2 separate regions of the Homo sapiens genome follow, and region 2 is linked to region 1. Evidence: chromatin contacts called from ENCODE Hi-C or POLR2A ChIA-PET data. All regions are on one chromosome and are shown on one strand. Each heading gives the region's core, a stretch centred on a gene start or an enhancer-like site at or near the end of the contact. The rest is flanking DNA. Distances are from core to core; before and after follow the strand shown. Region 1 overlaps KIF1B (kinesin family member 1B). Region 2 holds the start of CENPS (centromere protein S).

Evidence for each region. Hi-C counts contacts between places; a loop is a spot of excess contacts on that map. ChIA-PET counts read pairs that join two places held with the same protein, here RNA polymerase II (POLR2A). Pooled maps may share reads with other maps.
Region 2: a pooled map shows a loop between it and region 1 (2.3-fold over the local background). The contact joins the promoter of CENPS here to the enhancer-like site in region 1. A Hi-C loop is called at or near these places in 5 of 50 pooled maps. POLR2A ChIA-PET finds 5 or more read pairs at or near these places in 3 of 52 experiments (PC-3, activated CD4-positive, alpha-beta T cell and common myeloid progenitor, CD34-positive).

The regions. Positions count from the first base shown.
Region 1 is chr1:10,281,277-10,286,590 of GRCh38, forward strand. It overlaps KIF1B (kinesin family member 1B), which reads left to right. Exons shown (of 49, transcript NM_001365951.3): 15 at 1,046-1,257. Among named protein-coding and RNA genes, the nearest start is that of KIF1B, 73 kb to the left of the region's middle. RefSeq lists an enhancer at 2,037-2,086. Within about 2 kb of position 2,300, at least 3 of the 41 ENCODE cell types and tissues checked have a DNase peak (open chromatin) inside an H3K27ac peak, as active enhancers do.
Region 2 is chr1:10,427,198-10,432,685 of GRCh38, forward strand. It overlaps CENPS (centromere protein S), which reads left to right and starts at 3,236. Exons shown (of 5, transcript NM_199294.3): 1 at 3,236-3,371. The coding sequence starts at 3,321. CENPS-CORT (CENPS-CORT readthrough) reads left to right here and starts at 3,236. Exons shown (of 4, transcript NM_199006.3): 1 at 3,236-3,371. The coding sequence starts at 3,321. RefSeq lists silencers at 875-1,169, 3,334-3,583 and an enhancer at 3,834-3,883.

The DNA.
Region 1 (5,314 bases), core at 1,050-3,549:
GTTGGATTGCACCAATACTTAAGATTTACCTTTGGTATCTTTTTGCAAAGGATGACTAATGAAAGAAAGTAATGAAAGAAAGTACAAACAGCAAATTAATTAATTTTGTTGTTTGTGGCTTAATTTTTTTTTCTTTTACCAATACTGAGTGTAAAAGCAAAATTAACAGTTCTATTAAAGACTTAGTAAATGGAAGTATGTTCCTAAAACTTGCATTTTATACTAGGAAGCAGGCTTAGCAGTGACCCATGGTTGTACTGTTAGGCTAATTAAGGGCCTTAAATTAGCAAATAATCAGCCTTATTTTTTGCTTGCTCTGACAGAAGAATGGAACCTGCACTAAAACTCATTAATCTGCTAATTGTTCTTCCCTGTTGAGGCAATCAATTAGTCCTGAGTTTTTAACCAGGACTTATACAAAATTCCTCTCATTTCTATAATTACCCCTTTTTTATTTAAGACATATTAAAAATCCTTTTAGCATGTTGAAATGTTGCCATACAAAGCATACTACTCAGTGCACAAATTTTGTTTTAACTGTAACATTTTCTTGGAAATTTTTGCTGAATTACACGTAACACTGAGCCAGACCAATATGGATTATTATTGATAAATAAATGATCATTGTTTTCCCTTACTGTTACAAACTACTGGAAAAGTGTAAATCTGAAGACATTGTAGACTAGGAACACTAGAAAGACTAAATGGAAGGTAGTTTGGCTTTTTTAGGGAGAGTGCCTAAGCAGTATCCTTTGAGGCTCTGGTTTATCCCCCTGCGAGATACAGCGTTAACCTACATTGGAATCTTTTAGTTTGTAAATGCAGAAATGATTCTGAACCTGTAGGATACCACTATTAAAGACAGACATGTTTTAGAACTGCCATCTAGAACAGTTGTAACCTGTGTTTGTATTATAGCGTGTCTTGGTCTTGGCGCTTTAATGCTGTCCTTTCTTACAACGATATTCCTTCCTGTCTTTTTTTCTTCCTCTGCTTCTTTCCCTTTTCCCTACTTTTCCTGCCTTCTCTTCTTTCTATCTCCCAGATCTGAAAGATTTTCAGAACAATAAGCATAGATACTTGCTAGCCTCTGAGAATCAACGCCCTGGCCATTTTTCCACAGCATCCATGGGGTCCCTCACTTCATCCCCATCTTCCTGCTCACTCAGTAGTCAGGTGGGCTTGACGTCTGTGACCAGTATTCAAGAGAGGATCATGTCTACACCTGGAGGAGAGGAAGCTATTGAACGTTTAAAGGTAAGTAATAGTTCAGACTGAATACAAGGTATTCTATGTAGCTCCACAAGGAAGAACTAGGAGTAAAAATCACTAAGATTTCGACTCAGCATATGGAGAACTCTTTGACTCTTAGAAGTGTCCTGAAAATTGAATTTTGTGCTTTGTAAGTTAATTTCTTTTCATTAGAATGCCTGAGTCTGACATGGCCAGGCAGAGTTGGGAGAAGTGCATGGGCAGTTCATAGGCTGGCAAGGCAGAGTAACAGATTAATAGATGTGTACGTTAATTCTGGGATAGTACATCAAGTTACAGTGTAATTGTTTTGTTAGAAATTTATTTGGAAACGTGGTTTCATTGAAAGATGGAATTCTGTGTAGAGCCATGCTTCTGTTAATAAAGATGAAGTTTGGGCCGGGTGCAGTGGCTCACGCCTGTAATCCCAGCACTTTGGGAGGCCGAGGCGGGGTGGATCACGAGGTCAGGAGATCAAGACCATCCTGGCTAACACGGTGAGACCCTGTCTCTACTAAAAATACAAAAAATTAGCCGGGCGTGGTGGCGGGCACCTGTAGTCCCAGCTACTCCTGAGGCTGAGGCAGGAGAATGGCATGAACCCAGGAGGCGGAGCTTGCAGTGAGCCGAGATCGTGCCACTGCATTCCAGCCTGGGGGACACAGTGAGACTCCGTCTCAAAAAAAAAAAAAAAAAAAAAAAAAGATAAAGTTAGAACATTTGAGTAGCTGTTCCAGGTTTATTCAGATAGTTATTAAATTATATCTTCTAGAAGTTCACAGAAAGCCTTGATGCCCTATGATTACTGTACAGGAAGGTTATCTCCTCCTATGCTGGTACCCATGGGGTCACAGGGCCATAGTGCTGCATGTATGCAGATTACTGGCCTATGGCTCCCAGCTTTGCTGTTGGAGGTATTTCCCAGCCCCTTGCTGGCTCTGTCAGGTTCGATCTTATCTCTTTGTATGAATATGAAAGTTAAGAGCAGCAGAGCCTTCTGACTCATAGCTGCTTCTCTTCCTCCTCAATTAATTCAGTGCACAGACAGTTGTCACCTGCAGTGCTGAAAGCTGTTCAGGAATCCTGCCACCCATCAGATGACTGTGACAGCATCATCTGCTTTGAAGCAAATATTTTTTCTTTCCCTACTTGTCACCTCCAGGAAGATAGTTTGACCCATACCTTTTAGCCATTGTGTTCAAGAGTGCTAGGGTAGGGGACACAGGGAGGACAAAAAACACTTTTTAAGAGTCTGAGAAGTTGCAGTCATGCTGCCAGCCAGCAGTCTTCTTCACAGTCACTTGGTATTCCCCTTGACTGCCATTCATGCAAGGACGATAGAGAACAGTGACACATTGACACATTTAATAGGTAAAAGGCTTGCCGAAAAACTCTTTAACACTAAAGTGAATTAAGCTTGATAATTGAATATGTCAGATGCTTTCATTTTAATTTTCATGTGAGGCTGAAAAAGATTTTATATGAAGAAAGAGGTTCTGCTTTTTCTTTCTTAATCAGCCTACCTTTTCCCTTGACATTTTACTTACTTCAAAAGTACAGTGTGGGCCGGGCATGGTGGCTCACACCTGTAAACCCAGTACTTTGGGAGGCTGAGGCAGGAGGATCATTTTAGCTCAGGAGTTTAAGGCTGCAGTGAGCTGTGATTGTACTGCTGCACTCCAGCCTGAGTGACAGAGCAAGACTCTATCTCAAAAAAACATGCTTTAGAAACAAAAATAAGGCCGGGCACGGTAGCTCACACCTGTAATTCCAGCACTTTGGGAGGCCAAGGTGGGCGGATCATCTGAGGTCAGGAGTTCAAGACCCGCTTGGCCAACAGTGAAACCCCATCTCTACTAAAAATACAAAAAAATTAAGCCGGGCTTAGTGGCTCATGCCTGTAATCCCAGCACTTTGGGAGGCTGAGGCAGGCAGATCACTTAAGGTCAGGAGTTCAAGACCAGCCTGGCCAACATGGTGAAACCCCATCTCAACTAAAAATAAGAAAATTAGCCAAGCATGGTGGCACACGCCTGTAATCCCAGCTGCTTGGAGGGTGAGGCACAAGAATCACTTGAACTTGGGAGGCGGAGGTTGCACAGCCTGGAGATTGCGCCATTGCATTCCAGTCTGGGCGGCAGAGTGAGACTCTGTCTCAAAAAATAAATAAATAAAAATAGAAAAATTAGCCGGCCATGGTGACGTGCATCTATAGTCCCAGCCACTCGGGAAGCTGAGGCAGGAGAATCCCTTGAACCCAGGAGGCGGAGGTTACAGTGAGCTAAGATTGCGCCAATGCCCTCCAGCCTGGGCAACAGAGTGAGACTCCATCTCAAAAAAAAAACAAAAACAAAAATAATGTGCTTGTTTCTTCCTTCAGAACATGTAAGTGGAAAGTGAGTGAAGTTCTGCAACACCTAGCAAAGGGAGAAGGAGTGAGAAATCTTTCCATTAAATGTTGTAGGCTGCAGGGTAACTTTTACTGTTGGTAAAATTGACTTTGAAATTTTACTAAAGACCTTAGTGAAGAGGAGTGGTAAGACTCCATTCACACATTTTCTCACAATAGGCGTCAGTGACCATGTTGCTTTGCAGGGCTCTTTTCAGAGCCAGAGTGAGAAATAGGGAGCTCCTTGGGAATGAGAAGTAAAACTCCCACTTACTGAGTCCTTAATATAAAATGTTCTTTTTCTTTGGGGATCTTAAGTCTTAACTATTTGCTTATTAAAGCCTTAGCTCTTACACTTGAGATTACCCTTTCCTTTGACCTTCCTCTTGATGTAAAGGAGAAATTTCTCCCTAACTGCCAAGTGGGACCAATTGAAAATAATGTCACATGTTAGGAGTCAAGACATTAACCAGACTCTTCAAGATTCAGGTAACCCAGTGTCTTCCAAATAATTTCTAGGGAATAACACTGTCATTATTCAGGGAACTCTCCTTCCGACTTCCCTATGTCCCACTAAAGCAAGACAAAACTGTATTACTTCAATCAGAAAACAAATTTCTCTGTTTTAATTCTTCCTTACGCCAAAATAAAGAACTCTTCTGTTTTCCCTAGTTTTATTCTAGAAAGAAAACAGCTTCCTTAGTGTTTTGTGTTGTCTTGAGTTTTTAATGCAGTGTGGTAGTTCACTGAAGCATAAGCACCTTAGTTCTGCTCTTATTTTGTGAATGGTGAGAATTTCTTTCGGGCAGACCTGCATTTTAATGCTGCACGCAGATAACATCTTTCATCCGTAGCGCCAGGGCAATGGTTGTGCAGTAGAAATGCTTGAGAATATCTAGGAACTGGGTTCCTAAGGCATGGTGCTGCAGGAGAAAAATATTATAATGGAAAACAGCAATAGAGGAGGTTAGTTTATTTTCCTAACATTTTATTTCCCTTTGTTTCTTTTTGACTTTAAAAAAGGTCAGTTGATTGGATACTGTTTTTACACATGATGTTGCTGTGGCTTTGTTCACTGAATAGCCTTTTTCCATATGTTAGGTACTCATGTCACACCATTGTAAAGATGTTTTTTTTTTTTGAGACAGAGTCTTGCTCTGTTGCCCAGGCTGGAGTGCAGTGACGCGATCTCGGCTCACTGCAACCTCCGCCTCCCAGGTTCAAGCAACTCTCCTGCCTCAGCCTTCTGAGAAGCTGGGATTACAGGCATGTACCACCACATCTGGCTAATTTTTGTATTTTTAGTAGAGACGGGGTTTCGCCATGTTGGCCAGGCTGGTCTCAAACTTCTGACTACAGGTGATCTGCCTGCCTCGGCCTCCCAAAGTGCTGGGATTACAAGCATGAGCCACCATGCCAGGTCTTCCTGTCAAATAAGGTTTTAAACATGCAGCTGTAGCCACAGCTCTCGTGTTTATTAGTCTGGCATCACAGTCAGTACTGTGAGTGCCGTTGCTTAGGCTTAGCCTATAAATATCCACAAATATCCATTACAGAAGCAGGCAAGGGCAAATGCTGTGCTAAGCAGCCCAAGGGCCACATTTGGAACCCACTTAGGAAGCATGCTATGTTCAGTACAGTAAAACCTTGGTGATTCAATGGCTTCAACAAATG
Region 2 (5,488 bases), core at 1,986-4,485, 150 kb after region 1:
ACCCGATTGTATGTTCCATCTACTGAGATAGGGGAAAACCGCCTTAGGGCTGGAGGTGGGACAGGCGGGCAGCAATACTGCTCTTCAAGGCATTGAGATGTTTATGTGTACACATATCTAAAGCACAGCACTTAATTCTTTACCTTATCTATGGTGCAGAGACCTTTGTTCAAGTGTTTATCTGCTGACCTTCTCTCCACTATTATCCTATGATCCTGCCACATCCCCCTCTCCGAGAAACACCCAAGAATGATCAATAAATACTAAGGGAATTCAGGCCGGCGGGATCCTCCATATGCTGAACGCTGGTCCCCTGGGCCCCCTTATTTCTTTCTCTATACTTTGTCTCTGTGTCTTTTTCTTTTCCAAGTCTCTCGTTCCACCTAACGAGAAACACCCACAGGTGTGGAGGGGCAACCCACCCCTTCAAGTTTCGCTCTTGTTTGCCCAGGCTGGAGTGCAATGCACGATCTCAGCTCACCGCAAAACCTCCGCCTCCCAGGTTCAAGCGATTCTCCTGCCTCAGCCTCCCGAGTAGCTGGGATTACAGGCATGCACCACTACGCCTGGCTAATTTTGTATTTTTAGTAGAGACAGGGTTTCTCCATGTTGAGGCTGGTCTCGAACTCCTGACCTCAGGTGATCCGCCTGCCTCGGCCTCCCAAAGTGCTGGGATTATAGGCGTGAGCCACCACGCCCGGCTGAACTAAATATTTATGGAACCCTCCTTAATGCAGATGAAAAGGATTAAAGAAACCCACCAAGGTCTTTGTCTTATTTATGGTGAGGGCAGTGGATAAACCGGAAACTCGGAAACCAGCCTAATAATCAAATCTGGTCTCTATCACTTCCCAGTAGTTTAGCCTTGGGCAGAGTTCTTTCACCTGTTTCCTCATGTAAAATGGGGCTAACAGCACCTACTTTTGAGGGCAGATGAGATATTAAATGAGTGCCTAGAGCGAGGACAAGTGCAAAGTGCTCAGTGTCATGGCAACATTGCCAGCGGGCATCCCTGGCCTTGCTTCACGCTGTAGTGCAACACTGACATCTAGTGGCCAGATTATAGGGCTACTTCTTCATCAAGTAAGTTTCAACCAAATATTAATATATCCTTTTTTCATTATTTTTTTTAGAGACAGTGTCTCCCTCTGTCACCCTGGCTGGAAAACAGTGGGGCAATCACGGCTCACCATAGCCTTGAACTGGGCTCAAGTGATCCTCCTGCCTTGGTCTCCCTAAGTGTTGGGATTACAGGCTTGAACCACCACACCCAGTTCCATTTTCTGTAATGAATACCTCAACCCTCGACCTATTTCTCAGACCTTTTTTTTTGAGACAGAGTCTCGCTCTGTTGCCCAGGCTGGAGTGCTATGGTGCGATCTCAGCTCACTGCAACCTTCACCTCCCGGGTTCAAGCAATCCTCCTGCCTTAGCCTCCCAAGTGCTAGGATTACAAGCATGTGCCACCATGTCTGGCTAATTTTTGTATTTTTTGGTAGAGACAGGGTTTCATCATGTTGGCCAGGCTGGTCTTGAACTCCTCACCTCAAGTGATCTACCTGCCTCGGCCTCCCAAAGTGCAGGAATTACAGGTATGAGCCACTGCTCCTAGCCTCTGAGGCTCTTAAGTGCCTCTGTATTGCACACATGTCACTGGAATACTGTTCTTTAATCCTGGGAAGCAACTGCTTTAAAATGAGGGAACACACAGGTACAAAGCACAGGAACTTCCTGGGACGAATTGTTACAATTTCTTTAGCTCTTATGTGAGGCAATTGTTTAAAACCTGACACCTGCCCTGTGAAGTTGGAACTACTGTCCCCAGTTGATAAATAAGGGACATGAAGCTTGGCCACGTCCTGTGACTTGCTTGGGGTCACCAGGCTCAAGGGAGGGAGCTGGGCTTTGCAGCCACAGTGTGCTCTAAATGGGGCTGCTCACCAACCAGCGACCGGCCTTCTCTCCTGCTGCAGGCTTGGTCTCACTCTGGATGGCCTGCCCTGCCCAGCCCCATGCTGCCCATTAGGGGAATCCGTCAGAGGCTTGCCCTGCTTGGGCAGGAGGACTGTCCAGGTAGACTGGGATGCCCACAGAGAGCAGTGGACAGAGGCGAGAAGTGCCTGTCATTTCCAGATGCCACCCACTGAGCAGATGCAGAGGAAAGTCCTCAGAAGGCTGATTCCTCCAAAAAGCTTTGATCTGGGTTTCAGCCCCTGGCAAGCTTAGGGAACTTGAGGGACGTCCCTGGGAAAGGAAGACAAGGAGTGGCTTTATGTGCTTTCCTTCGTTCTGAAAGTAGCACCTGCTTGTGACAAATGCAGAATACAGAAATATAGGCAATAAAAAATAATAAAACAAAAACCTAGAAATACAGGCAGGGCATGGTGGCTCACACCTGTAATTCCAGCACTTTGGGAGGCTGAGGTGGGATGATTGTTTGAAGCCAGGAGTTTGATACCAGCCTGGGCAACATAGTGAGACCTGGTCTCTACAAAAAATAAAAATTAGCCAGGTGCGCTGATGCAGGCTTGTGGTCCCAGCTACTTGGGAGGCTGAAGTGGGAGGATCACCTGAGCCCAGGAGGTGGAGGTTACAGTGAGTCTTGGTGGTGCCACTGCACTCCAGCCTGGGCGGCAGAGTGAGACCCTGCCTCTCAAAAAACTACAATAAAAACAAACCAAAATTGGGTTTGATGGTCTCACTTCATCGTTAACATAAAGGAAAAACAGTAACACTTGTGTCAGAACTATACTCCTGCCAATGGCAACAACGCAGTTCCTGTTCCACTCGCTGAATGAGGTCACGGGTCGTTCACTCATTGTAGTCTTTGTGACGCTATTGTTGGTGATAGAATGATAAAGTTGATGGTCGATTTTGCAAGATACACCTGAGGTACAGGTGCATGGAGCTCCTGATAATGTGTACTGCGTTACATGATCTGTAAATCGTGGGCTACGCATCCTCTACACCCGACTGGAACACGCTTTGCACCTATGCGCACACGTGTTTCGCGGAGAGTGGTGCTCAGCGTTGTGCCAGGCGCTGAATCAGGCTCTGGGGTGCAGCAGTGACCTCGGTGGTCATGTCCCCGCGTCGCCCGGCCACCTCCGCAGAGCAAGCTGAGCAGGGGGCTGGCTGGAGGCCGACGGCGGAATCCCCTCAACGGAGCGCCGCCAGGGGGCGCGCGAGGCAGGGCGGAGCTGCGTACTTTGTCCGCCCGCGCGGCCCGTCGCTCGCGCCGCGGCGGGAAAATCCGACCTGGCCGCGCACCACCGCCCCTTCTCGGCCCTCCTGCGTTTGCCCAGGGTCGGCCCGCAGTGATGGAGGAGGAGGCGGAGACCGAGGAGCAGCAGCGATTCTCTTACCAACAGGTACAGGAAAACGGGGGTCGGGCTGGGCTGGGGCAGGACGGCGTCGAGTTTCTGGACAGAAAAGTACCCGGCAGCCCCCGGCGGCTTCTCATCGGCACCCCGCCCCCGGGCGCCCCCCGCGGCTGCGCATGCGTTGGCTTAACTGCCGCGGGTGGTGCTGGGAGGCGGTTTCCGCGGCAACGCGGCTGGACCCTGGCCTGCGCTGGCTGGGGAGGAAGCGGTTCTAGGGGAGCGTGCGGGCGCCGGGGTCCGGCGGCGAGAGGCCACCTTCTGGCCTTGCGATGAATCCTCGGTTTCCCCTTCTCAGATGGGGTTTTCGTGAGGGTACAACGTCGGCATTAGACATTCCAGGTGACGCCCGTACGCGGTGGGCGGTTCGGGCCGGAGCTCTGGAACGCTGGCCCTGGAGGCGTCGACCCCTCGTTACTGATGCAGGGACGCGGTGCGGACCAGTCAGGCCCAGAGCTCGTCCTTAGATGTGGGTTCGAATCTCTGCCCCGCCAACTTGTGATCGTATCGACTCGGCCCAGACGCAATTTTCTTCTCTGCAAAATCGTCATAAGAATAATCACTTGTCAGGGTAGCTGCGGGCATCCCATTCGTTCCTTTCATCAGCGCCGGGCATATGGGGCGTCAGAGGCTGAGAACGTTGCCGTGAAGAGGCTTAAAAGCAAGACCCGGAGTGGCGACCTTAAAGAGGACGGACTGAAGAAACGCGGGAATGAGCTCCAGACGCGGGAGTTTCCTCTCTACAAAGTTACACTGCAGCAGCTGTCTACCCTGCCCCTTGTCTTTTGAGAAGTTCAAACCTTCAGAAAAGTTGCAAGAACACGGTACAGAATGCCCAGATGCCCGTCACCTTGATTCACCACTAGTTAGCATTTTGCTCTGTTTGCTCCCATGCTTCCCTCCCAGCCCCGCGATTGGAGAATTAATTGCAGATATTTTGACACTTCGCCTTTACATTTTAATTCTTTAGTACACATCTCCCAAAAACAAGGCATTGGCTGGGCGCGGTGGCTCACGCCTGTAATTCCAGCACTTTGGGAGGCCGAGGTGGGCAGATCACTTGAGGTCAGGAGTTCGAGACCAGACTGGCCAACATGGAAACCCCCTCTCAACTAAAAGTACAAAAATTAGCCGAGTGTGGTGGCAGGTGCCTGTAATCCCAGCTACTCGGGACGTTGAGGCAGGGGAATCGCTTGAACCCGGGAGGCGGAGGTTGCAGTGAGCCGAGATCGCACCATTGCACTCCAGCCTGGGTGACAGAGCGAGACTCCATCTCAGAAAAAAAAAAAAAAAAGGCATTCTCCTACTACATCATTTCAATAAATTGTCCCACTCAGGAAGTGGGACAATTAATTTTGATAAAACTCTATTGAATGTGCATTGTCAAGTGCCCCCACTTGTCCTAAAGATGTTTCTTTTAACTGTCTTTTTTCCTTCATCCAGGATTCAGTTAAGGATGGTGCATTGCATTTAGTCATCTTTGGTCCTGCCTACCCTGTTTTTTTTTGGTTGGTTTTTGTTTTTTTTGAAACGTAGTTTCACTCTTGTTGTCCAGGCTGGAGTGCAGTGGCTCCATCTCGCCTCACTGCAACCTCCACCTCCCAGGTTCAGGAGATTCTCCTGCCTCAGCCTCCTGAGCAGCTGGGATTACAGGCCCCTGCCACCACGCCCAGCTAATTTTGTATGTTTAGTAGAGACAGTTTCACCATGTTGGCCAGGCTGGTTTTGAACTCCTGACCTCAAGTGATCTGCCCGCCTTGGCCTCCTAAAATGCTGAGATTACAGGTGTGAACCACTGTGCCCGGCCTGTTCTTAGTCCCTAGAACAGAGCCTGGCTCTCAATAGACCAACAAATGCTTACTGATGAAGCTGCAAAGATGGGCTGAGAAATTTGCCCCTCAGCTGTGATTAGCTTGTAGACGATTTCCCCCCATTCATGTAACCAACTGTTCTAGGCACTTGGTAGGCAGCAGTGAACAAAATTGACAGGGTCCTGCCCTTGAGGAGTTTAGTGATTTAGCCTCTAAGTGCAGTGATACCCCAGCCCAGCCAGGGGGAGGGGAGGAGGAGGAGGAGGAAGATCTGAGAAAAATTCCTGGAGCCAAGAG